Linked DNA regions of Homo sapiens: region 1 is linked to region 2. The links are chromatin loops, found by intact Hi-C in ENCODE. Cell type or tissue: transverse colon. All regions are shown on one strand. Each heading gives the region's core, and the rest is flanking DNA. Links, peaks and the distances in the headings are about the cores only.

What was found. Peaks named below come from ENCODE experiments on the same cell type or tissue, not always from the same donor. Only the 100,000 strongest peaks of a DNase experiment are listed, where the experiment ranks them.
Region 1: a loop joins it to region 2, with 25 times the contacts of the local background. A loop is called at or near these places in 5 of 110 quality-filtered maps.

The regions. Positions count from the first base shown.
Region 1 is chr16:902,687-912,240 of GRCh38, forward strand. LMF1 (lipase maturation factor 1) reads right to left here. Exons shown (of 11, transcript NM_022773.4): 4 at 8,245-8,393. It overlaps LOC124903619 (peptidyl-prolyl cis-trans isomerase CYP95-like), which reads right to left and starts at 8,238. Exons shown (of 1, transcript XM_047434995.1): 1 at 1-8,238. The coding sequence starts at 2,813. The coding sequence ends at 1,029. LOC107984876 reads right to left here and starts at 968. Exons shown (of 1, transcript XM_047434996.1): 1 at 1-968. The coding sequence starts at 968. RefSeq lists an enhancer at 1-106. In transverse colon, for the core only: no CTCF peak of the experiment used is centred there; no DNase peak of the experiment used is centred there.
Region 2 is chr16:1,031,168-1,046,678 of GRCh38, forward strand. No RefSeq gene overlaps it. Among named protein-coding and RNA genes, the nearest start is that of SSTR5, 34 kb to the right of the region's middle. RefSeq lists an enhancer at 6,113-6,622. In transverse colon, for the core only: no CTCF peak of the experiment used is centred there; no DNase peak of the experiment used is centred there; H3K27me3 peaks cover 4,262 bases.

The DNA of each region.
Region 1 (9,554 bases), core at 4,555-9,554, 130 kb before region 2:
GGGACGCCCGTCTCTGCTGCGTGGTGGTGACCTCTGCACTGCCCACAGGACGCCTGTCTCTGCTGCGTGGTGGTGACCTCTGCACTGCCCACAGGACTCCTGTCTCTGCTGTGTGGTGGTGACCTCTGCACTGCCTGTGGGGACGCCCGTCTCTGCTGCGTGGTGGTGACCTCTGCACTGCCCACAGGACGCCTGTCTCTGCTGCGTGGTGGTGACCTCTGCACTGCCCACAGGATGCCTGTCTCTGCTGTGTGGTGGTGACCTCTGCACTGCCCGTGGGGACGCCTGTCTCTGCTGCGTGGTGGTGACCTCTGCACTGCCTGTGGGGACGCCTGTCTCTGCTGTGTGGTGGTGACCTCTGCACTGCCTGTGGGGACGCCCGTCTCTGCTGCGTGGTGGTGACCTCTGCACTGCCCACAGGACTCCTGTCTCTGCTGTGTGGTGGTGACCTCTGCACTGCCTGTGGGGACGCCCGTCTCTGCTGCGTGGTGGTGACCTCTGCACTGCCCACAGGACGCCTGTCTCTGCTGCGTGGTGGTGACCTCTGCACTGCCCACAGGACGCCTGTCTCTGCTGCGTGGTGGTGACCTCTGCACTGCCCACAGGACTCCTGTCTCTGCTGTGTGGTGGTGACCTCTGCACTGCCTGTGGGGACGCCCGTCTCTGCTGCGTGGTGGTGACCTCTGCACTGCCCACAGGACGCCTGTCTCTGCTGCGTGGTGGTGACCTCTGCACTGCCCACAGGACGCCTGTCTCTGCTGTGTGGTGGTGACCTCTGCACTGCCCGTGGGGACGCCTGTCTCTGCTGCGTGGTGGTGACCTCTGCACTGCCCGTGGGGACGCCTGTCTCTGCTGTGTGGTGGTGACCTCTGCACTGCCTGTGGGGACGCCCGTCTCTGCTGCGTGGTGGTGACCTCTGCATCGCCCACAGGACGCCTGTCTCTGCTGCGTGGTGGTGACCTCTGCATCGCCCACAGGACGCCTGTCTCTGCTGCGTGGTGGTGACCTCTGCATCGCCCACAGGACGCCTATCTCTGCTGTGTGGTGGTGACCTTTGCACTGCCCGTGGGGACGCCTGTCTCTGCTGCGTGGTGGTGACCTCTGCACTGCCTGTGGGGACGCCCGTCTCTGCTGTGTGGTGGTGACCTCTGCATCGCCCACAGGACGCCTGTCTCTGCTGCGTGGGGTGACCTCTGCATCGCCCACAGGACGCCTGTCTCTGCTGCGTGGTGGTGACCTCTGCACTGCCCACAGGACGCCTGTCTCTGCTGTGTGGTGGTGACCTCTGCACTGCCCACAGGACGCCTGTCTCTGCTGTGTGGTGGTGACCTTTGCACTGCCCGTGGGGACGCCTGTCTCTGCTGCGTGGTGGTGACCTCTGCACTGCCTGTGGGGACGCCTGTCTCTGCTGTGTGGTGGTGACCTCTGCACTGCCTGTGGGGACGCCTGTCTCTGCTGCGTGGTGGTGACCTCTGCATCGCCCACAGGACGCCTGTCTCTGCTGCGTGGTGGTGACCTCTGCATCGCCCACAGGACGCCTGTCTCTGCTGCGTCGTGGTGACCTCTGCATCGCCCACAGGACGCCTGTCTCTGATGTGTGGTGGTGACCTCTGCACTGCCTGTGGGGACGCCTGTCTCTGCTGCGTGGTGGTGACCTCTGCATCGCCCACAGGACGCCTGTCTCTGCTGCGTGGGGTGACCTCTGCATCGCCCACAGGACGCCTGTCTCTGCTGCGTGGTGGTGACCTCTGCACTGCCTGTGGGGACGCCCGTCTCTGCTGCGTGGTGGTGACCTCTGCACCGCCCACAGGACGCCTGTCTCTGCTGCGTGGTGGTGACCTCTGCATCGCCCACAGGACGCCTATCTCTGCTGTGTGGTGGTGACCTTTGCACTGCCCGTGGGGACGCCTGTCTCTGCTGCGTGGTGGTGACCTCTGCACTGCCTGTGGGGACGCCCGTCTCTGCTGTGTGGTGGTGACCTCTGCATCGCCCACAGGACGCCTGTCTCTGCTGCGTGGGGTGACCTCTGCATCGCCCACAGGACGCCTGTCTCTGCTGCGTGGTGGTGACCTCTGCACCGCCCACAGGACGCCTGTCTCTGCTGTGTGGTGGTGACCTCTGCACTGCCCGTGGGGACGCCTGTCTCTGCTGCGTGGTGGTGACCTCTGCACTGCCTGTGGGGACGGCCGTCTCTGCTGCGTGGTGGTGACCTCTGCATCGCCCACAGGACGCCTGTCTCTGCTGCGTGGGGTGACCTCTGCATCGCCCACAGGACGCCTGTCTCTGCTGCGTGGTGGTGACCTCTGCACCGCCCACAGGACGCCTGTCTCTGCTGTGTGGTGGTGACCTCTGCACTGCCCGTGGGGACGCCTGTCTCTGCTGCGTGGTGGTGACCTCTGCACTGCCTGTGAGGACGCCTGTCTCTGCTGCGTGGTGGTGACCTCTGCACTGCCCACAGGACGCCTGTCTCTGCTGCGTGGTGGTGACCTCTGCACCGCCCACAGGACACCTGTCTCTGCTGCGTGGTGGTGACCTCTGCACCGCCCACAGGATGCCTGTCTCTGCTGCATGGTGGTGACCTCTGCACTGCCCGTGGGGACGCCTGTCTCTGCTGCGTGGTGGTGACCTCTGCACTGCCCACAGGACGCCCGTCTCTGCTGCGTGGTGGTGAACTCTGCACTGCCCACAGGACGCCCGTCTCTGCTGTGTGGTGGTGACTTCTGCACTGCCGTTCTTGTGAGGAGGAAGTATCTCAGTTTAATTTCAGCTGTTCTTGGGGGGAGGAATTGTCTCAATGTAGATACGCTCAGCATTTCCCTAATAGCCAGTGCATCTGAGGGATTTTTCAAGTGCCGTGAGAGCCATTTGCATGTTTCCTTTTGTGAAGTGCCTGCTAAAATCCTTTCCCTCTTTAAAAAATCAAATTATCTTTATTATTGAACTTTATGAATTCTTTATGTATTCCAGATACAGGTTCCTTGTCAGGCATAATGGCATTGTGAATATTTTCTCCTGATCTGTGCCTTGTCATTTTCTCGGTGGTGTCTTTTGAAGAACAGAAGACTTTAATTTTGAGGAAGTCCAATGTATGTGTTTGTTTCTTTTTCTTTCAGGGTCTCACTATGTTGCCCAGTCTGGGCTTGAACTCCTGAGCTCAAGGGACGCTCCTGCCTCAGCCTCCTAACATGCTGGTGTTAAAGGTGTGAGCCACTGCACCCAGCCATTTTCTTCTTTTATGGTTAATTTTTTTGTGTGTCCTAAGAGACTTTTGCCTATCATAACATTACAAAATATTCTATGTTACCTTCAAGAAGTGTTAATGGTTTTAGCTTTTATGTTTGCAATCCATCTCAAATTAACGTTTGTGTGTGGTGACGGAGGGGGGTTCACTTATCCAGGTGCATATCCAGAACTTCCAGCACCAACTGGTGCAAAGGCTTCTTTCTCTCAGTTGAATTGACTTGGTGGCTTGTCCAGGAATCATTTGATCCTGACTTTGGTGTGGGACTATTTCTTGGTTCTCTATTTTGCGGATGCAGCTATCTGTCCTCACGCCTTGTGATGGTTAATACTGAGTGTCAGCTTGATTGGGTTGAAGGATGCAAAGTACTGATCCTGGGTGTGTCTGTGAGGGTGTTGCCAGAGGAGATTCCTGTTTGGGTCAGGGGGCTGGGGAAGGCGGACCCAAGCTTAATCTGGTGGGCACCATCTCATCAGCCGCCAGAGAATATAAAGCAGGCAGAAAAAGGAGAAGAGGGGAGACGGGCCTACCCTCCCAGCCCGCATCTTTCTTCTGTGCTGGACGCCTCCTGCCCTCAAACATGGGACTCCAGGTTCTTCCGTTCTGAGACTCGGGACCGGCTCTCCTTGCTCCTCAGCTTGCGGGCAACCTATCGTGGGGACTTGTGATCGTGGAGTTAATACTCAATAAACCCCTTTATATATATATTTCTCCTGTTAGTTCTGTCCCTCGAGGGAACCCTCCACACACCTGTGTCACACTGTCTTCATTACGATCATTTTTCAGTAAATCCTGGAATCAAGTAGTGTGACTCCTCCTGCATCTTTATTCTTCTTCAAAATTGTTTTGGCTATGTAGGTCCTTGGCATTTCCATATACATCTAAGAGTCAGTTTATCTGTTTCTGGAAAAAACAATCCTTCTGGGATTGCTTGGGATGTCATGGAATCTATAGCTCAAATTGGTGACGATGGACAGTTTAACAATATGAAGACTGATTCATGAACATGGTATACCTCTCCATTTACTGAAGTGTTCCTTACTTTCAGCAATGTGTGCTATCTTTCGAGGCATACAGGCTGCATTTCTTTTGTTAAAATTTCCTATTTTATGGTTCTGAATGTTATTATAAATGCTATACTTAACATTTTCATTTTGACATTTTCTCCCAGCATATAGAAATATAACTGATTTGCCAGGTGTGGTGGCTCACGCCTGTAATCCCAGCACTTTGGGAGGCTGAGGCAGGTGGATCACAAGGTCAGGAGGTCGAGACCATCCCGGCTAACACGGTGAAACCTAGTCTCTACTAAAAATACAAAAAATCAGCCAGGCGTGATGGCAGGTTCCTGTAGTCCCAGCTACTCGGGAGGCTGAGGCAGGAGAATGGCGTGAACCCAGGAGGCAGAGCTTGCAGTGAGCCGAGATCGTGCCACTACACTCCAGCCTGGGTGACAAGGCGAGACTCCATCTCAAAAAGAAAAAAAAAAAAGAAATACAACTGATTTTGTGTGGTGGCCTTGAGGCCTGCAGCTGACGTCCAGCTCCGGCGGGCACAGAGGCTGTGGCTTCTCCTTCCCTTCTGCTTGGCACCCTCATCGGGAGGGCCACGGGGCTCCCCCTGAGATGGCTCTGAGGAACCCAGTGGTTAGGGCATCTGAAACCCTCCAGGCCACAGAACCACAGGTGCTGGTTTCTGAGTGAATCCGCCAAGCTGACGGTGCGGCGCTGGTTGTGACCCAAGTGCGCGAGCGGGGGAAGGGGTGTGCGTGCCTTCCTAGCCGGCTCTGTCCACAGGGTGGTTCATCAGCAGGTGGACACTCTGCTGCTGTCACTTTCTTATCAACTCACCCTCTGCTTTCCACCAAAGGAACATTAATCACACCCAACACAGGAGTCTATCAAGTAATTATACCTTTTAGTGCACCTGATAATTTCTTCTCCAGCTGGCACTAGCAATCAATCAAAATGCCATAAAAGGTGCTTCCCATGAGCAGATGAGTCCCTGCATCCACTAGGCATTGTGGGAGCTGTTCAACTCTTGGCACCAGGAGCTTTGCATACAACCGCCTGGCGGCTCCTCTGCGGGGCCGGCTCCTCTCCCTGGAGCTCTGCTTCTCTCCCAGGGCTTCGGCCTGACAGCGCTTCCCCCACCCGGCTGCTGTCCACAGAGTCCTTGGAAATGCTGCATCCACATCTGTGCATATTCAAGCCAGCAGAGGGTGGAACCTAAAACTAAGCCCTGGAAAGATCAGGACCCACAGCCTGTGAGAATATCTGTATTCTGGCTGGAGACAATGAAGAATTTCAATGTTCCATTAAAAGGAGCCATGGAAACATCTCTAGTATTTCTAATTAAATGGAAAAGTAAACCCGGAGACAGCATCCCACTTTCCTGCGCGATCTGGATGCCGGGTTGCAGCTATGCCCTCCTCCAACAAGCCATGGCCAACTGTCTGCAGCCACTCACGCACCCCTCAGCCAGGACCCTGCCCGACACCACGTCCAGAAAGCTCTCCAAAGACCCCACCCACCCATGTTTCCCTCCCGCTGTGCCATGGCCCCGAGCACACCCGACCAGGCAAGGAGGCAGAGATGGGAAGGCCCTGGCCCTTGACAAGCCCTGGGGGCCTGCTCGTGCCCTCGAGGGGATGGGGCAGGTCAGGCCCTGCTGCCTCCAGCTGCTTCCAGTGCCCTCCCCAGACACCTGGCCTCGTGGACAGAGGCTGAGCTCACCAGCCCAGAGGTCACCAGGCTGCAGCATGCGGGAGCGGCTCCTGGGAGGCGGAGCCAGCCCGCAGGGTTCACACAGTAAAAACAGTGAGGACCTAGAGTAAGCACCCAAGACTCCCCACAGCCCCAGAAAACCAACCTGTCAGGGATGCCCCGGTGCCCGCCATCCACAGGTATGCAGTGACATTGCGGACGGGTGCCCACCACCCCCGTGCGGCTGGGGCAGGAACACCTGGGTTGAAGCTGGCATGCCACAGAGGGCAGAGAGGAAAGCTGGAGGCTCCCTGCCTGGGACAACCCTCTGGACACCTTGTCCTGGGGGGTGAGAGGGGCCCTGGTGTTGAGGTCCCTCTCTGTGGGTCTCCTGCTAGTGCAGCTGAGCCTGCAGTGACCCCTCCCAACCCCGGCAAGTGCTCATCATGAGAGGCCATGTAACCCTCCCAGAAAAGGAATAAAGGGAATTAGGTGCTCGCATACCACCAGGGAGCACCTCAAGAAATGGCCAGTTCACTCCATGCATGGCTGACGTTTCTGCAGCACTGGCTAAGGGCTGGCGCAAGGTGAGACGCAGGGATGTGAGTGAGGGGGAGGGAAAAGGAGGGCGCTGGGGAAGATGGGAGCCACAGGGGGACAGAGCCCCGAGCTGAACGAGATGGAAAGAAGAGCTATGCCCAGACATGGACGTTACGATGCAGGGAACACACGGTGAGGAATGGGCCCAGACAGCCCCTCACAGTGCACCAAAGCACACTAAACACTACACCAAGCCACGCCACACAGAACCACGCTATGCGCTACAGCGAGCCACGCCACACAGAACCACGCTATGCGCTATACTGAGCCACGCTACACAGAGCCACGCTACACGCTATACCAAGCCACGCTATGCAGAACCATGCTACACGCTACAGCAAGCCACGCTACACACTACACTGAACCATGCTACACGCTACACCGAGCCACACTTCATGCTACATGATACCCCAAACCACGTGGAGTCATCGCTTCCTGAGTCCGTGGCCAGTGCTGTCTTAGGACTGGGTGTCCCAAGTGTCCGCAGCTGCCCCGGGGGGACAGGGTGGGAGGAGCCGCCCAGCACTCGGGCCCCTGCCTGCGGCATGACCTGAAGCTGAACACAGGCACGGCAGCCACGCCTCGAGGCCAGGGAGAGAAGAGGAACGTTCCGGACTGAAGGAGTGGCCGAGACGGCGGCACACTCTGGCCGTGGCCCTGGCGTGAGCGCGCTGTCGGGTGGGGCAGGCACAAGTTCCTTGGGGCAGTGCCCAACTCTTCGTACGTCTTCAGCGAATCCTCCACGAAACACTTAAGCAAACAGATGCTCAGAGAGCATATCTGTACGACATGGTTTCCAACACAAAAACATGAAGATTTTATCATTCCAGCCCAAAATGAAAATCTTACTACCAAACCACGTGAAGCGGAAGAGCAGGTGAGAGCTGCGTAGCTCTGGTCAGTGTGGCAGACGTCAAAAGGACCACGTCGCTCCTGCTTTTAAAGTGCACATCGTGTTTTTGTGAACTCAGAGGTCACATTACTGAAGCTGAACAGGGGGTTGGCATGTGATTCACCGTTTGCAGGGCAGACGCAGATGAGCAGCCCCTGGCTGGGCAGGAAGCACGCACAGCCCGCCGCCCCCACACCAGGGCCCAGGAGGGAACCCGCCACCCCCACCCCGGGGCTCAGCAGGGAACCTGGACAGTCTGGTCGTCCTGAGAGACGTCAAAGCCAAGCAGGCAAAGCACCCGGGAGGAAGGACGCAGCCAAGAGACCATGAGGAGGCCGCGCTTTCCCTGAGCGTCAGGACGGCGGGTCTCATACCTCCCTCACCCTTGAATATGTCTGCCAACGCGCCCACCATGGCCTGAGACTCTGTCATTTAAAAACGAGCTCTGAAATATTTCGGACACTCCGGGAAGCAAAGGAGGGCTGGTGGGGGAAGCTCAGGAGGGCTGGTGGGGGAAGCAGGGCGTCCAGTGCTCCTCTCTGAGTCTCCTCCTGAAACAGACTCAGAGGTGTGGTTCTGTCCCAGAAACAGGGATCATGAGCATGCCCGGGAAAAGCCAGCCGGTCCCCAGCATTCAAACACAGGCCCCTGAAGGGGCAGAAGAGTGCGCAGCTGGCCAGGCCAGGCCGACAGGAGGACAGAGGGCGGCGGGGGAGGAAGGAAACAGCCTCACCTCTCCTAGAAGCCTCACAGGTTAGAAGAGCCACCGTTATTCCCCAAACACCACGCAGAAGAGCTCCACTTACTGCTCCAAGCATGATCCTGAAGATCAGCCACCGGAAGCCCCACAGGACAATCCGGGATGTGGGGGTATGCTGGGGCAGCCTTGACAGCGTCCACAGAGGGCACAGGAAGATCCCCAGGAACCCCGTCTCCAGAAGCTGGGACTCCCATCCTAAAACAACGAGACATACCAAAGGTGAGTTAATGGAAGCCACACATTTCACAAAGAAATCATTTCAGAAACTCAGTTTAATGGAAACGGTCCTTGAGACAGGGCTGATCTTGCTACTGAGAGACACCAGCCCGCACGTATTAGTCTCAACATCGACACGCAAGGTCAGGTCTGCAGGAGTGGGAGCTCTGGCGTGGGACCCAGGGCCTAGGTCGGGACTTCCTGTGACCTCGGCACCCTTCGCCCTGGAGGGAAAGGCCCCGCTCTGAGGTCCGCCACCTGCCACCCTGCAGGACGCTGCACGGACCTGACATCTGAGAATGCGCCCTGCACACATGCTGCCGGCAGACTTTGGGGGAAGCTTTTCCCCTCCCATAGGTTTGCATGAAAACAGCTTTCACCTTCTTCCCAGCCCAGAAACAGCATGGGGAGGCAGCACTGGGGAGGCAGCACTGGGGGGGCAGCACTGGGGGGGCAGCACTTGGGGGAGGCAGCACTGGGGGGGCAGCACTGGGGGGGCAGCACTGGGGGGGCAGCACTTGGGGGGGCAGCACTGGGGAGGCAGCAATGGGGGGGCAGCACTGGGGGGGCAGCACTGGGGGAGCAGCACTGGGGGAGCAGCACTGGGGAGGCAGCACTGGGGAGGCAGCCCAGCCTCCATGTGAGGCAGTGTCTCCCTCTGGCCCTGTCCTTCCCAGATGGGCATGGAAGCCAGGCAAGGATGCAGAGGCAGGTCATGGTGGGTCCACACGGAACCAACACCGGTCAGCCCCTCGCAGTCCCAGGATAAGGCAGCAGCTCCGCCACTGGATGCGGGGGACACGTGGGGGCCCAACGGATTCTTCGCACTGGAAACCCAGCATAAGAATGCGGATGCGGGTCGCCATTCCAGTGCTATTCTCAGAGGTGAGGCCACCGTGAATGTGGCTGCTGGAAACTGCCCACAGCTCGCGTCTGTCAATGGAAGGTCACATCCCAGGGCCCCAGAGACCCCACAGGCCGGGCTCCCTCCTGGGCTCTGAGGATGCTGGATGGGACAGAGGCCACCCGCTGCCCAGCATGACAACGATCACATGACTCACACCACCACAGTGTCTATGCGCCACAGAGCGGATGGGAGAGTGCGGAGGGGATGCAGACAGAGACTCGCAGGGGCAGCAT
Region 2 (15,511 bases), core at 4,401-9,400:
TTTCCCCACCGGGGCTCAGCGAGGGTGTCTGTGGTCCCTTAGGCCAGATGGACAGTGGGCTCAGAGGCTGCGATCCCACTGCAGGGTGGGAGACAGTGGCTTCCCGTTAACAGGATAACAATATTGGTAACAGTGGCCTCTGAGTCAGGGACCTGCCAGGCAACTGCTCCTCCCCAAGGCATGTAGACCAAGGGAAGCTGGGGGGCCCCTGATGGGGGCTCAGAGGAGGGGTGAGGCCTCCATCCACCATGGCCATCGGAGGGCGAGACTGGTCACCTGGCAGAGTCTGGGACACTGTTCCTTGTCAGGTGGGAGCCAGGGCTGGAGCCCTGATGCTGCTGAGACAACTTCAGGGGATCCCTGTCTCCCCCACCCCAGTCTCCCGAAGAGCCCACCTCCCTGGAGACTGCCCAGGGCTCAGCAGGGCAGGGAGGGGAGTTGCCATCTTGGGCACCGGCCAGGTGCTGGACTCAGGGGGAGCTTCCAGGCTCTGCCTCTGCCGGTTACTGCCTCTACCATACAGATGGGGAAACTGAAGCTCAGGGAGGTCAGGTGCCCAGCCTCAGCTACCCAATGCAGCGCTCGGTGGGCAGTGTGGGGCTGACCACCCGCCCTGGATTGCGGGCACAGCGGCCCCCACACCGGCTGCCGGGGCTGCACAGGCTCTGGTGGGCTTTAGGGTGGCAAACATGCCCAGGTTGGGGCCTACACCCCCCAGGTTGAGGGAGTGGCTCCCTGGGGTGGCTGCCGCCCATCCCGGCGTTTCTGGGCTTGTGGACGTGTCGCCCCAGCCCTGCCGGTCTTCACGCGGCCTTCTCTGTGTCTGCATCTTTCCCACCGCTGTCTCTTACAAGGTCACCCTGTGAGGATTTGGGGCCCACCCAATCCAGTGTGGTTTCATCTAGTTATCTTTAATGTACCCACATCGGCAAAGACCCTTTCCCCAAACAACGCTACCTTCACAGTTTCTGGATGACGTACCTTTTGGGGGCCACCCTTCAGCCCAGGGCCACCGGGCACACAGGCAGGGCCCAGGGATGACCTCTAGCTGACGGAAACTGGAGTCCACCCTGACTTTCCAGATGGACTGGACTGCTGCCCATCATCCTCAGCATCAGGGGATGGAGGTGGCTGCCCCAAACTCCAAATCCTTGCCAGGAAGAGGCCAGAGCCAGCATTTCGCTTACATGGGATGTGCCCTGTAGAACCACCCCCCAGGTCCAAGGGCAGAGCCAGGGTGATTCCCCCGGGACCAGTCCAGTGACGGCCAAGGACTGGCTCACTCCCAGGCTGGGGATTCCGCCCCAGACAACCCCACATCCCAGGGAAAGGAGCTGAAGTCTTGCCCTCCCAGACACCATGCCCTGTTAACTGTTTATCCACCCACCCATCCGTCCACTCATCTATCCACCAGTCCATCAATCCATCCATCCATCCATCCATCCATCATCCATCCATCAATCCATCCACCAGTCCATCAATTTATCCATCCATCCACCTATCCACCCTTCCACCTATGCATCCATCCACCCATCAATCCATCCATCCATCCGTCCACTAGTCCATCCATCCTTCCATCCTCCCGTCCATCCATCCATCAATCCATCCATCCATCATCCATCCATCATCCATCCATCCACTAGTCCATCCATCTATCCATCCATCTACTCATCCATCCATCAATCCATCCACTCATCCAGCCACCAGTCCATTCATCCACCTATCCACCCATCCACCTATCCATCCATCCACCTGTCCATCTATCCATCCATCATCCATCCATCCATCCATCCACTCACCCACCAGTCCATCCATCCATCATCCATCCACCATCCATCCATCCACTAGTCCATCCATCTATCATCCATCCACTCATCCATCCATCAATTCATCCATCCATCATCCATCCATCCACTAGTCCATCCATCTATCCATCCATCCACTCATCCATCCACCAGTCCATCCATCCATCATCCATCCACCATCCATCAATCCATCCATCCATCCACCATCCATCCACCCATCCACCCACCAATCCATACATCTATCCATCCATCCACTCATCCATCCACCAGTCCATCCATCCATCCATCCAACCATCCATCCATCCATCCATCCATCATCGATCCATCATCCATCCATCCACCATCGATCCATCATCCATCCATCCACTCATCCTTCCACCAGTCCATCAATCCATCCATCCATCAATCCATCCATCCATCATCCATCCATCAATCCATCTACCAGTCCATGCATCTATCCATCCATCCACCAACCCATCCATCCAACCATCCATCCATCCATCCATCAACCCATCCATCCATCATCCATCCATCCATCATCCATCCATCCATCCATCCATCAATTCACCTATCCATCCACCCACCTATCCATCCATCCATCATCCATCCATCCACCAGTCCATCAATCCATCCATCCACCCATCCATCCAACAGTCCATGCATCCACGCATCCATCCATCCAACAGTCCATGCATCCATGCATCCATCCATCCATCCATCCATCCACCAGTCCATCCATCCATATCCATCCACCTATCCATCCACCCACCTATCCATCCATCCACCATCCATCCATCCACCAGTCCACCCATCTATCCATCCATCCATCCATCCACCTATCCATCATCCATCTATCCATCCATCCATCAGTCCATCCATCCATCTATCCATCTATCCATCCATTAATCCATCCACCAGTCTATCCATCTATCCATCCATCCACCCACCCAGCTATCCATACATCCACCCAACCATCCATCCATCCACCTATTCATCCATTCATCCATCCACCAGTACATCCACTCATCCATCCATCCATCCATCCATCCATCCATCCATCCATCCACCTATCCATCCATTAATCCATCCACGAGTCCATCCATCTATCCATCCATCCATCCACCCATCCATCCATCTATCCATCCATCCACCCAGTCATCCACCTATCCATCCATTCATCCATCCACCAGTCCATCCATCCATCCATCCATCCATCCATCTGTTGGTTCATCTTTCTATCTATTTGACCATCCATCCATCCATCCATCCATCCATCCATCCACCAGTCCATCCCTCCACCCAGCAGTCTATCCATCCATCCACCCATCGATCCATCTATTCATCCATCCACCAGTCCATCCATCCATCCATCCATCCATCCATCCATCCATCCATCCATTCATTCATCCATCCATCCATGTACTCATCCATCCACCTGTCCATCCATCTATCCATCCAGCCAGCCAGCCAGCCAGCCACTCATCCAACCATCCATCCATTCATCCACCCACCAGCCCATCCACCTATCCATCCATCCATCCATCCATCTGTTGGTTCATCTTTCTATCTATTTGACCATCCATCCATTCATCCACCCATCCATCCACGCATCCATCTATCCACCCACCAGTCCATCCATCCGTCCTTCCATCTATCTATTGGTCCACCTATCTATCTATGCAACCATCCATCCACCCATCCATCCACCCATCCATCCATCCATCCATCCATCCATCCATCCATCCCTCTGTCCATTTGTCCATCTGTCCATCCCTCCACATGTTTGACTTTGGTGAGCAATGAATGGGAGGGGAGGGGAGTCTCAGTCATGCCCCAGCCCCTCACAGCCCACCCTCCTCCCAGGGCCTTGGCCTCTCTGCCGACACCAGGCAGTCAGCCCAGCCTGCAGCTGTGAGCTCCGGGTGGGAGGCTGAACCCACTGGCTCCTGCCACTGCAGCTGAAAAGCATTTCCAGTTTACAGCAACCTAATTATTCACCCCTCCTTTGGATGGGGAAAGCTCGGGGAGGGAAGACATGGCTGCTGGTCCAAGCAGATTCAGACTCTAGAGGACAGGCTTTTGGATGGGAGTCCTGGGGTGTGTGGAGGTGGCTGGGCCAGGGTTGGGGGGTTCGAGGTGGAGTGGCTCCCCCTTGCCTGCAACGTCTTAGGCTGGGGCTCTGCTGGGGCATGAGGGCACAATGCCACAATGCCAGGCTGGGTGGCGAGGGGGTGGGCTTGGCTGAGATGCTGGCCCACACGGCCCAGCTGCTCAAGCCCTGGAAGCCAGTGTGGGGCTGGGCAGAGGAGGGGCAGAATCTCTGGGGAGGGGATGGACAGGCAGAGTCCTGGGGCTGCCTGGTTCCAAGCGGACGCTGCCTGGGGTGCAGGGACCGACACCCTCTGACCCTGTCTTGGCCTATTTTCCAAGACTCATGGGGCTGGCAGGGCTGGGGGTCTGAGGCTGTCGACCACAGAATTGACCTTCAGCTGTCTGGAGGAGCCAGTCTGGGGACTGTGAGGAGTGGGGAGCCAGAGGCTACTGCCAGGCCTTGAAACCGTGGCTTAGGAGGGGCTCCTGGGTTCTGGAGGGCCACGGGGAGTGAGGGGATGCATGGTTAGTCCTGGGCCAGTTCAGCATCAGCCACGTAGCGTCTCTCACACTCTCAACCTCCCTGGAGGTGCAGATGGGGAAACTGAGGCTTGGCGCCATGCAGGTCGGAAGTGGTGGGGCCCACGTTCTCGGCTGGCCTATGCCACTGCTGTGGACAGAAGCCAGTGAGGAGGCGGAGGTGATGGGCCTGGCCAGAACCCTGTCCTGAGGCCCCCACAGCCGCCAGCCCAGGGTGCCACTGAGCAGGGACATGGCCTACGTCCCATCTTCCTGGCATGGGCCTCAGTGGACAACGGGGCCCTGTCAGGAGCTGAGTGAGTGGACAGGAGGGGAGGGGGAGAGCCTGAGGGGTTGAGGACCCCACCACCACCATCATTAACCCCCCAAGGCCAGTCGTGGAGGCAGGGAGGGCACACTGGCCACTGCTGGGGTGGGGACCTTAAATTTCTTCACTGCCCCCACCCCAAGAGCGTCTGCATTTATTAGGTGCCTCCTGTGTGCCTGTGCCTGGCTGCCTGGCGGGGCCTCCACCTATGGGATTGCTCTGCAGTCCTGCGACTGGGGCCTCGGTCACTGCCCCTGCACCAGGGCACCAAGGCCTGGCGGGAAGAGGCCCCGGGGAACACAGTGGGACTCCCCAGGAGCTCCGTCAGCCTGAGGTGCCCTTGAGTCACCAGAAGGGCCTGGGAGCGGGTGCACAGAGCCCGGCCAGCTTCCTCGTCGCTCCCTCCTCCTCTGCAAATGAGCTCCTGGCACTGAGACCTTGCCTGGAGTCTGACCCTGATCGGGGCCCCACGGGGCTGAACAAGACATGAGCTCTGCCCGTACTGTCCCTGTGTGTGGCTGCTCCTCTGGGGGTCTGGGAGCGGGGAGGGACCCAGGAAGCCTTCTTCCTCCCCCTCCAGCCTGAGGAATCCCTGAAGGAGGGGTTCCCCGGGGAGGGGCGTGGGGTACACCGCCCGGGGGAGCTTGGTGCTGTGAAGGAGGGGTTCCCCGGGGAGGGGCGTGAGGGACCACAGCCCTGGGAGCTTGGTGCTGTGAAGGAGGGGTTCCCCGGGGAGGGGCCTGAGGGGCCACTGCCTGGGGGAGCTTGGCACTGTGCCCTGTCCTGGATGTGGGTTTCTGCAGTTTCTGCCCCCGAGGGGCCTTGGTGGAGGCTCCATCTTCAGAGCCAGAGACCCCCAGATGGTGATTCTCCCACTGCACCCTTCCAGGGCAATGAACTGCACCCAAGAGCGGCCCACGCCGTCCCATGTCCCTGCGGTCCAGCGCTCCCGTGGGGCCCCACCTGCCATCCCCCCAGTAGGGTCCTGCCCACACTGGCTCCACCCTGATCTGTCCCCCACTCCTCAAGGGACTCTCCTTGTGTGTGCTGTGGGCAGCGCAGGGGTCAGTGTGGTTTCTTGCCCAGGGTATCCTACCTGGGGTTCTGTCAGGGAGTCCCTGCCCCCACCTAGGAACCTCAAAGCTTAGGGGACACACTGTAGCTGGGACGGGGCTGTCACTCCCCAGGGGCCAGGAGCCCCGTGTGTGGGCAGCCAGCCGAGGCAGCAGCGGGCAGAGACATGCAGGGAAGTGGCCCTGCGGCCATGACTCATCTCAGCGCTCAGCTGATGGTGCTCGGCAGCTCCTGAGCCTGGAGCCTGTAACCTGTATCCCCTGCCCCCCACCTCCGTGTCCTGGAGCCAGGTCTTCAGCACGCTGGTGATTAGGAGGCCCCACTCCCTCCTCGCCCGCTCCAAGGAAGCACCCGCCGCCTCCCAGCCAGGATGATCCCGGAATCCTAGAGTTGCCCAAATCAGGAGGGAGCCAGGAATCCCGACGCCGTGGGGTGGAGGGGGGTGCCTGGGGCCGCTCGTGGGGGGTGGGGTGGAGGGGGGTGCCCCAGGCTGCTCATCGGGGGCAGGAGGAGCCTGCGGCTGGGACGGGATCCGCCTGGAGACTGCCAGCCCTCCCGTGCCGCTTTGGGGATTCAGGAGATTACGTACAGTTGTTTGTGGTTTGTCTTTGGTAATTGCCAGTTGCGGCCTGTGGCTGAAAGAAGCCGAAATCAGAGGTAGGGACAGATCCTGAGCTGGTAGTGCCAGGAAGGTCCCGGTCCCGGTCAGGCCTGGGCCCATGAAGTGGGTAACTGCTGTGAGGGGGCTCAGCCTCTGCCTCCTGACCTGGGGAAGCCAGCAGCCATGTCGGGAGGGCCCAGACAGCGCCATGGAGGGGCCATGTGTAGGGGCCAAGACCTCCTGACTCCCAGCACTGATGGAAGAGGGCAAGGTGGACCCCAGGTAGGGCTCCCCCAGCCCCAGGCCAGCCTTCAGGTGACCTCGGCCCTGGCTGACAGCTTGATGGTAATGTCTCCCTAAGCCACACCACCCAGCCAAGCCCTTCTCGATTCTCAGACCTCAGAGGCCGTGTGAGACAGCGAGGTCTTCAATTGTTTAAAGCAGCTGCATTTGGGAGCACCCAAAACAAAATACCACAGACGGGGCAGCTCACATAGCAGACATCGCTCCCCTCACCGCACTGGAGCCTGTGAACCAGGGTGGGCTTCTCCCGCCGTCTCCTCCTGGTTCACATATGGCGCCTTCCCAGGTCCCCACAGGCCTCTCCTCTGTGTGCGCGTCTCCAGCCCTCTGCTCCCTGGAAGGGCACTGTGAGGCTGCATTAGGCCCCCGGAAGGCCTCGTTTTAAAAGAATTGTGTCTTTAACGGCCTGTCCTCAAGTACAGTCACATGCGGAGGTGCCAAGGGCTGGGACCTCTGGGGAGACACACTCAGCCCACGGCAGCAGCAGAGGCTGACGCTCCCACCACCCTGCCTTCTGCTCCAGCCCTGGCTCCTGGGGGCTTCTTTCCACGAAGCCTCACGTCGCCGGCTGCTCTTTCAGGGGCGCCCCACGTCTGCTTGACCCCGTAGCCCATCACACGCACCAGCGTTCTTTCATTTACTCAACCAAGGGTGAGGGCAGTTCCCTCAATAGCTGCCCCGCTCGGACCCTGGCATTGTCCCTGCGTGACGATGTCCTGGTCGCCTGTGAGCTCCCGGGCGGCTTCTCGGGGGAGTTGCTCTGCAGCCCACGCCGGGGGTTCTCCTGGGACCCCGTCCTCAGGGGCGCCAGGCATTGAAGCAGCCTCGGTCAGAATCTACCCTGCCGCTTCCGGCCCCGCAACACAGGCAGTTCGCACCGCGTCTGGGGCCGGAAGAGCCACTCAGCCTTCATGCTCCACTTGTGAATTCCACTCACTCACCCATTCACACAGGCGCTCATTCACGGAGCCCCCCGGGGGGCTGCACTGCACCAGGCACGGCCCTGAGTCCCCTGGGCTCTGCCGCACGGAGCTTGCTTCTTGGTGTGAACTACAACCTGGTCCTCTGAAGGTCCCTCAGGATTTTCCAGATAAAGGGCTTCTAGCCAAATGACCCGGGGAAATACAGGTTACGCAGCGCTAGCTGGACCTGTCAGTGCAGGCCTTATCAGAGCCTTGAGTGTTCGAATGGGTACCAGGCAGATTCAGAGGGAGGCAGAGCCATGGGCTGCTTGGGAATGTCTGTCCTCTGCGTGTATCAGGCCGGGTTGAGGGGGTGGCACCATCCCTGCTGCGGAACGAGAGGCAGGCAGGTGTCCCAGACTACTTCCTTGTCGCTTCTGGAAGCTTGTGCCTCCAGCCCAGCCCTGCATGGAGAGAAGGAACCGGCCCACCCCGGCTGCATCCCTGGGGCCGGCCTGGTCCCACCTAGGTCTCAGTGTTCCCTCTGAACCAGGGGCTGGGACCTTCTCTAGGACCCCTGGCCCTGCCACTCTGTCATCACTGGCAGGAAAGGGGTGCTAACCCCAGCTAGCGTCCCCTCAGTCCCCGCCCCCAGGCAGTCATACGCACACACGTGCAGAGACACGCAGGTGGACACACACACACATGCACACGCTGACTGCCCTGGCTCCAGGCTCCGTCCATCCAGGGACCCTGAAACTGCCCAGGGCCTGTCCCAGTCTTTCCAGCCCTGCCCATGCTCGGGGATCTGCTGGGTCCCAGAACTTCATGGAACTCTCCAGACATCCTGCTCCCTGCCCCTAAAACTCCAAGGTGGGGCCATGTCCAGGTTTCCCCACCACGGGCTGCTGAAGCACCTACGGCTGGCACCTCCCTTTCCAGATGGGGAAACTGAGGCAGGGGCCGAGTGATGTCCCCCCATGTCAGGACCAGAGTGCAGCAGAGCCGGGACTCAAACCAGGCTGCCTTCGAGTCTGGGGTCTTAAGCCCCATGGAGCCCTGGGCAGCCCACACCCTCGCAGGCTGGACCTTGCGGGAAGCAGCTCTCACACCTGGTGAGACACTCACCTGTGAGGCCCCGGGCCTTCCTCACTCTCAGTTCTCACGGGAGCCCAGAGATAAGGTTCAGAAAGGTTACGTAGCTCAGCCAAAGTCACACAGCTGGTCTGACGCAAGTCTCACAAAAGCCAGTTTCATTACCTGAACGTGGTGAAGCCTCTGTCTTTGGGTCTTAAGGGCAAAAAAAACAAAAAAACAAACAAAAAACTAAACAAACAAAAAAAAAACGTTGAGGAGGAAAGAGGCGACCTGTGCCCGGGACCCGGGCCTTGGGGCCCCGGGAGGTGGAGGTGGTCCCATTCCAGTGAGGGCAGTGGACGTGCCAGGGTCTTCTGGGGCCCAGAGGCTGGAAACGTCCTTCCAAGAGAACAGCCAGGCCCAAGTTGCCACAAGCCTGGCCCCGCTGAGGTTCACGCCGAGGTCCCCCCCGAAGTTCCCCCCTGAGGGCCCCCCAAGGTTCGGCTCTGAGGTTCCCCCCAGAGGATCCCCCCCGAGGTTCCCGCCGAGGCTCCCCGCCGAGGATCCCCCCTCAAGGTTCCCCCCGAGGTTCCCGCCAGGGTCCCCGCCAAGGTTCCCGCCGAGGTTCTCCCCGAAGTTCTGCCCGAGGTCCCCACCGAGGTCCCCGCCGAGGTTCCCCCCGAGGTTCCCCCCGAGGTCCCCCCCCGAGGTTCCCCCCGAGGTCCCCGCCAAGCTCCCCACCGAGGTCCCCACCGAGGTTCCTGCCGAGGTCCCCCCGAGGTCCTGCTGAGGTTCCTGCCGAAGCCCCAACGTGTGATTAGGAAAGCGGGGCTTTGGCTGTGGGACCACAGAGCCCCAGTAGGAGCCCCCGCCCCAGCACAGTGAACCCAGGACAACGTCGGGGCTGCCTGAGTGCCAGCGCCCCTGTCCCCAAGCTGGGGTGCCCCTCACCCCACACCAAGGAGGGAATGTGGCCCGGCTCCCAGCCCTGTGCCTGCACAAGCCTCTGCCCTGTCCCAAGTCATGTCCTGCTTCTGTGACCCTCCTCTGCCCAGACCCCCAGCTCCCACGTCCTCCCCAGACCCCCAGCTCACACCTCCTCCTCCTGACCCCCAGCTCCCATCTCCTCCCAGACCCCCAGCTCCCACCTCCTCCCAGACCCCCAGCTCACACCTCCTCCCAGACCCCCAGCTCACACCTCCTCCCTGAGACCCCCAGCTCACACCTCCTCCCTGAGACCCCCAGCTCACACCTCCTCCCCGAGACCCCCAGCTCACACCTCCTCCCCGAGACCCCCAGCTCCCACCTGCTCCCAGACCCCCAGCTCACACCTCCTCCCAGACCCCTAGCTCACACCTCCTCCGAGACCCCCAGCTCACACGTCCTCCCAGACCCCCAGCTCACATCTCCTCCCCGAGACCCCCAGCTCACACCTCCTCCCCGAGACCCCCAGCTCACACCTCCTCCCAGACCCCCAGCTCCCACCTCCCAGACCCCCAGCTCCCACCTCCTGCCAGACCCCCAGCTCACACCTCCTCCCAGACCCCCAGCTCACACCTCCTCCCAGACCCCCAGCTCATACCTCATCCCAGACCCCCAGCTCCCACCTCCTCCCCAAGACCCCCAGCTCACACCTTCTTCCCTTGAGACTCTCAGCTCCCACCTCCTCCCCAGACCCCCAGCTCCCACCTTCCCCTGACACCTCCCAAGCTCCCACTTTTCCCCAAGGGTCCCCCTCTCGTTATCACTGGATCCTCATCCTCTGAGGCCTTCTTTCCTGGGCTCTGTCCTGGTTCCCCATCCCCTGGCAGCCTGGGAGCTCCAGCAGGGAAGGGCAAGGCCTGGGATACCTCTGCCCTGGGTGCCAGGCCTAGGGCACACTTGCTTCATGGACCACCCTGGGATCACTTGGGCCTAGGATTTTGAGGCCAGCCTGGCAACATAGGCAGACCCCATCTCTACCAACAACAACAACAAAAAATTAGCCAGGCGTGACTAGTCCCAGTTACTCAGTAGGCTGGGGCAGGAGAATCCCTTGAATCCAGGAGGCTGAGGTTGCAGTGAGCCAAGATGGCATCATTGCACTCCAGCCTGGTGAACAAGAGCAAAACTCCATCTGTGCTTGGTGTGAGGTAGGGATCTAGCTCTATGTGTATGTGACGGACAGAAAGTCATCCCCATGGTGTGGTCACTGTGGGGTCTGTCCCCTCCTCCACCGAGCCCCAGTGCGCCAACTGCCCCATCTGCTTGGTCCATTACTGAACTCTCTGTTCTGTTCCATCAACTCAAATCAACCTACAAAAATGGCTGTAATCAGCCTGGGTATGCGTGACCCCAAAACAGCTGGTTAATTCCCTGAAAAGAATTGAGTGCCAGATGTGGGGGATCGTGTAACCTGAGGGCTGCTTCTCTACTTTCAGTTTTGGCCGGGGTGGGAGTTCTAATAATCACTCATTTGCTGCTTTGCAGGCAGACACTCACTGCATGCCTCCAGGGTGTCAGGCACCAGGATGGGCCATGGTGGGTGGAGCTTAAGAGCAGTACACACTGGAAGGCAGGGAGGGATTGACAATGCGGCAAAAACACACGCCAGGTCATTTTTGTGAGGGACAGGCACTACTGAGAAAACCACACGATGTAGGCACAGGTGGCTGTCAGGGAGGGCTTCTTGGAGGAAGTGATCTTTTTGTCTGGGTCTGATGGATGAGATGGAGTTCACGAGCGAAGATCTAGGGTGGAGGAATTCCAGGAATAGCAACTAAAACGGTCCCGCAGCAGGAATGGGCATTGCGTGGACACTACCGGTGGCGCTGGAGCTGGGAGGGAGGTGGGGGCTGCAGAGAAGCAGGCAGGGCCAGCCCACCAAGGAGAAAGCCTTCAAGGGGTGGGGCGGGTGGCGTGGACACTAGGACCTCGCCACGTGGCTGCCTCGAGCCAGAGCACTGTGGGGAGGACCCTCCCTTCTGCATCGACGGTGCCACAGTGGGAGGAAGGTTTATCCACCGAAGTCCAGGCCGGCCCATCCCCATCCCGCCCCTTCCCGGTGCTGCTCCAGCTCCAGAGCCTGCAGCTCCCCAGTCAGCACTTGGGGGTCAGACCCTGGCCCAGGCCACGTTTGCCCCCACGGCCCCAGGATGCCCGGTCCTTGCCTCCCTGGAAAGCCCAACCCTCTGCCCGCCCCTCGGCCAGCAGAGCCTTTCACGGAACTGGAGGACACCTGGCTGAGCTGCCTGGAAGGTCTGCAGCTCACAGCCTGAGGGGACGCCTGGAGCTGGCTCAGCACAAAACAGGATGTGCCTGATGCTGAGTTCGCAAAACTGCGCATGAGCACGGGCGGCTGAGAGCAGCAGGAGGACCGGGGCCGTGCAGGGGGGCGGTCAGGGACCCCTCGGGTCAGCCTTGGGGCCGTTCTGGGGGGTGGTCAGGGACCCCTCGGGTCAGCCTTGGGGCCGTTCCAGGGGGGTGGTCAGGGACCCCTCGGGTCAGCCTTGGGGCCGTTCCAGGGGGGTGGTCAGGGACCCCTCGGGTCAGCCTTGGGGCCGTTCCAGGGGGGTGGTCAGGGACCCCTCGGGTCAGCCTTGGGGCCGTTCCAGGGGGGTGGTCAGGGACCCCTCGGGTCAGCCTTGGGGCCGTTCCAGGGGGGTGGTCAGGGACCCCTCGGGTCAGCCTTGGGGCCGTTCCAGGGGGGTGGTCAGGGACCCCTCGGGTCAGCCTTGGGGCCGTTCCAGGGGGGTGGTCAGGGACCCCTCGGGTCAGCCTTGGGGCCGTTCCGGGGGGTGGTCAGGGACCCCTCGGGTCAGCCTTGGGGCCGTTCCGGGGGGTGGTCAGGGACCCCTCGGGTCAGCCTTGGGGCCGTTCTGGGGGGTGGTCAGGGACCCCTCGGGTGGGTCTTAGGGACCGTGCAGGAAGACAGTCAGGGACAAGCGATGGCTTGGTACCCTCCGTAGCCCGAAGCCGGCCGGCAGGGAGCTCTGGGCAGCTGTCCACAGACCTGGGGGAGCCCTGTCCTAAATGGACAGCGGGGTCCCCGCCAGGCCCAGCTCCCGCCTCTCCCAGGCCTGGGGGCAGTGGGCAGTTGGCCACTTCAGCCGCTTTGCTGTGGTCCAGGCAGGCGGGGACCCTCAGGGCCCCAGCGGGGCATCAGGGTGTTCGGGAGGCGGCGCCGGCTGTGAGTGGGGCCCTGGGCCGGCGGCGGCGGGGGCGCCGGTTTTCTCGGCATTAAGCCTGGCTCCGCTCTGCCGGCTGTGGAATTCCTGGTCTGATCCGTCTCCAGATTGGCCCTGGAAGAAATTGGGGGAGAATCGATTTGTGCCACGTTCTAGCAGCACGGCCTCATCATGACAGACGCCAGGCAACCACGGGCAGGGAGCCCCCCGCCCTCCTCCTGGGACCCCTGGGCTCCTCGCTCCCCTGCCCCACCCCCTTCCCGCCCCCACGCCCCTGGCCGGCCTGCTGGCGCCTGGGAAGGGGAAGAGGGGGTTGCCGCTTGCCGGGAGTCACGCGGCACTGCCCAGAAGCTCAGCGGGGTCTCCCGGGCGGCACTGCCCAGAAGCTCATCCTGCCCCATGCGGCCCAGAAACGAGAGTGTCCCCAGCACAGGGACACCCGCCCGGGGCCGCCTGGGGGGCCGAGGTGGGGCCAGGACAGCTCCGGGCCTCTTCCTCTCCCTTGGCCTCCTTGCTCCAAGGCTCCTCTGGGAGCCCAGGGAGGAGAGGGAGAGGCCTCAGGAGGGCTTCCCGGAGGAGGTGGCCCTGAGCTGGTGCTGGAGGAAGCCCTCACGTGGCCCGGAGCCTGGTTCCGGCATCGGTAAATTACACGTCCCTTTCCGGCGCCCAGTGGCGTCAGGCACTGCCTGTGGCTCCGCGAGGGGCGTCCGCGCGTCGTCGGGCTGAGTGTTCTCAGTCACCTAGAGCTGCACCCCCTAACACCGGCTTCCCCAAGCCCCCGGACAGCCCCACAGCTGGCATGGTGCTCACAGCCCCGAGCGGAGCCGCCAGCCCCAGGTGGCCTCTTTGGCCTCCCAGGCCCAGGGCTGGGTGGGGCCGGGAGGAGCCTGGAGGGGCGGGGTTCGCTTTCAGAGCCAAGGCTTCCGGCCTCTCCCGGCCACTGGACTGTGGGTGCCCTGCGTAGACCCTGCCCTGCCAGGCAGCTGGGAGGCACAGAAGCCTCTCCAGGGAGGGACAGAGGGGCCTGGGTGGGCCAGGGCGTCCGCACTGCAGGCGAGGGCTGGGCCTCAGCTTCCTCGTCTGCTAAGTGGGGCCCCCTGGGCTCTGGTCAGCCTCCCAAGGCTCCTCACCACCTCCGGGAAGCCGCCTGGATTGCTCTGCTCAGAATGGAAAGTGAGGGCCAGAGCCAGGGACTGCAGCCTGAAGGCGCCTGTGCTCCCTGCTCAGCCCTGCCCGCTTGGCCGTGGCCGTGGCTGGGGCTGCAGCTTCACAGCTGTGCTGAGGGGCCCCGCCGACGGTGGGGTCCAGACCTGGTCCCACCCAGATGTGGCAGCGCTGAGGCCTGGGGAGTGGCTGGAAGCTCACACAGGGCCAGAGAGGAGCCGCCACGGCCGGCGCTGGGTCCAGAGTGCTGCTGGCCGGCCCTCCACAGACACAGTCCGCTCCACCCTGGCCCTGTGCCCCTGTAGGCACCGAGCTGCCGAAGGCTGGGCCGCTGCCGCCATGACGATTTCGCATCCACCCTGCTCTGGGGGCCCAGGGAGCGCCAGGCCCAGCCGAGCTTCATTCTGACACAGACCCTGTGGTGGGGGCCGAGTTTTTGTCACCTCCTGATGACAGCGAGGGACACAGCACTAACCGGGACAGCCTCTTGCTCAGGGGAGCAGCTGCACCAGCACCGAAGCCCAGGCCGGGTGGGGAGGGAGGGGCATGGCCTGCCCTCCAGGTGCTCCCGGTCTGCTGGGGACGTGGGAGGAGTGTCCTGGCCCTGGGCCCCATCGTGAATGAAAGGGGTCCAGCGTCTTGTTGCCGGGCCGTCCAGCCAGCTGTTCGTACCTAACACTGCTGCAGGGAGGGGTCCGGGGGACTTGGCATCTGCCTCTACGTGTGTTCCCAGCCGGCAAGCGGGGTCCCCCGCCTTTGCCAGAGCGGGCTGCCCAGGGCCCCGGGCGGCCACTCTGCACCACTCGGGGTGGGGTGGGGTGGGTCTCGGGCAGGGGCCGGAAGAGGGGCTGCTGGGACCCAGCTAGCTGAGGAGGGCAGCTCGGGGAGGGCTGGGTGGCCCAGGGGAGCCGGGAGGGCAGGCGTGTGCTGGGCGTAGTTCCAGCTTGTGACTGGGCTCTGAGAGGAGTGACCATGGAGGGGTGGCCCATGTTATCCTCTCAGCTGCTAACAGGTTCTGCCACCCACTCCTGGCCACAGATGGGGAGACTGAGGCACACAGCAGGGCCGTCAGCAGCGCGAGGCTGCAGGCAGCCAGTGGTGTGGAGGTTACCCAGGAGTCACCCAGCACGGCGGGGTGGTAGGTTCGGGCCGCCCCAGCGTGAACTCTCCCGCTCCCGCCCTGCTCCTGGGCCCGTGGTCTGGCTCTTCCTGCTTCCTCCACCTCCAGGAAGCCACCAGGATTGCTGTGCTCTGAACCAGCCCTCCGTGCCCAGCCCAGCCACTGCTCAGCCACAGCGATGCCACATCCGAGTGCAGCCAGACCCTGGCCTGGGGCCCGTGGTGGGCAGGGGCCGCCTCACCACAGCTGTCCAGGCTGCAGCCCCCAGCCACGGCGGAGCAGGCGGGGCTGGGACCGGAGAATAGACGCCTTCATGCCACAGCCCCTGGCTCTGGGCTGTGCCTGGGCCCCACCCTGGCCC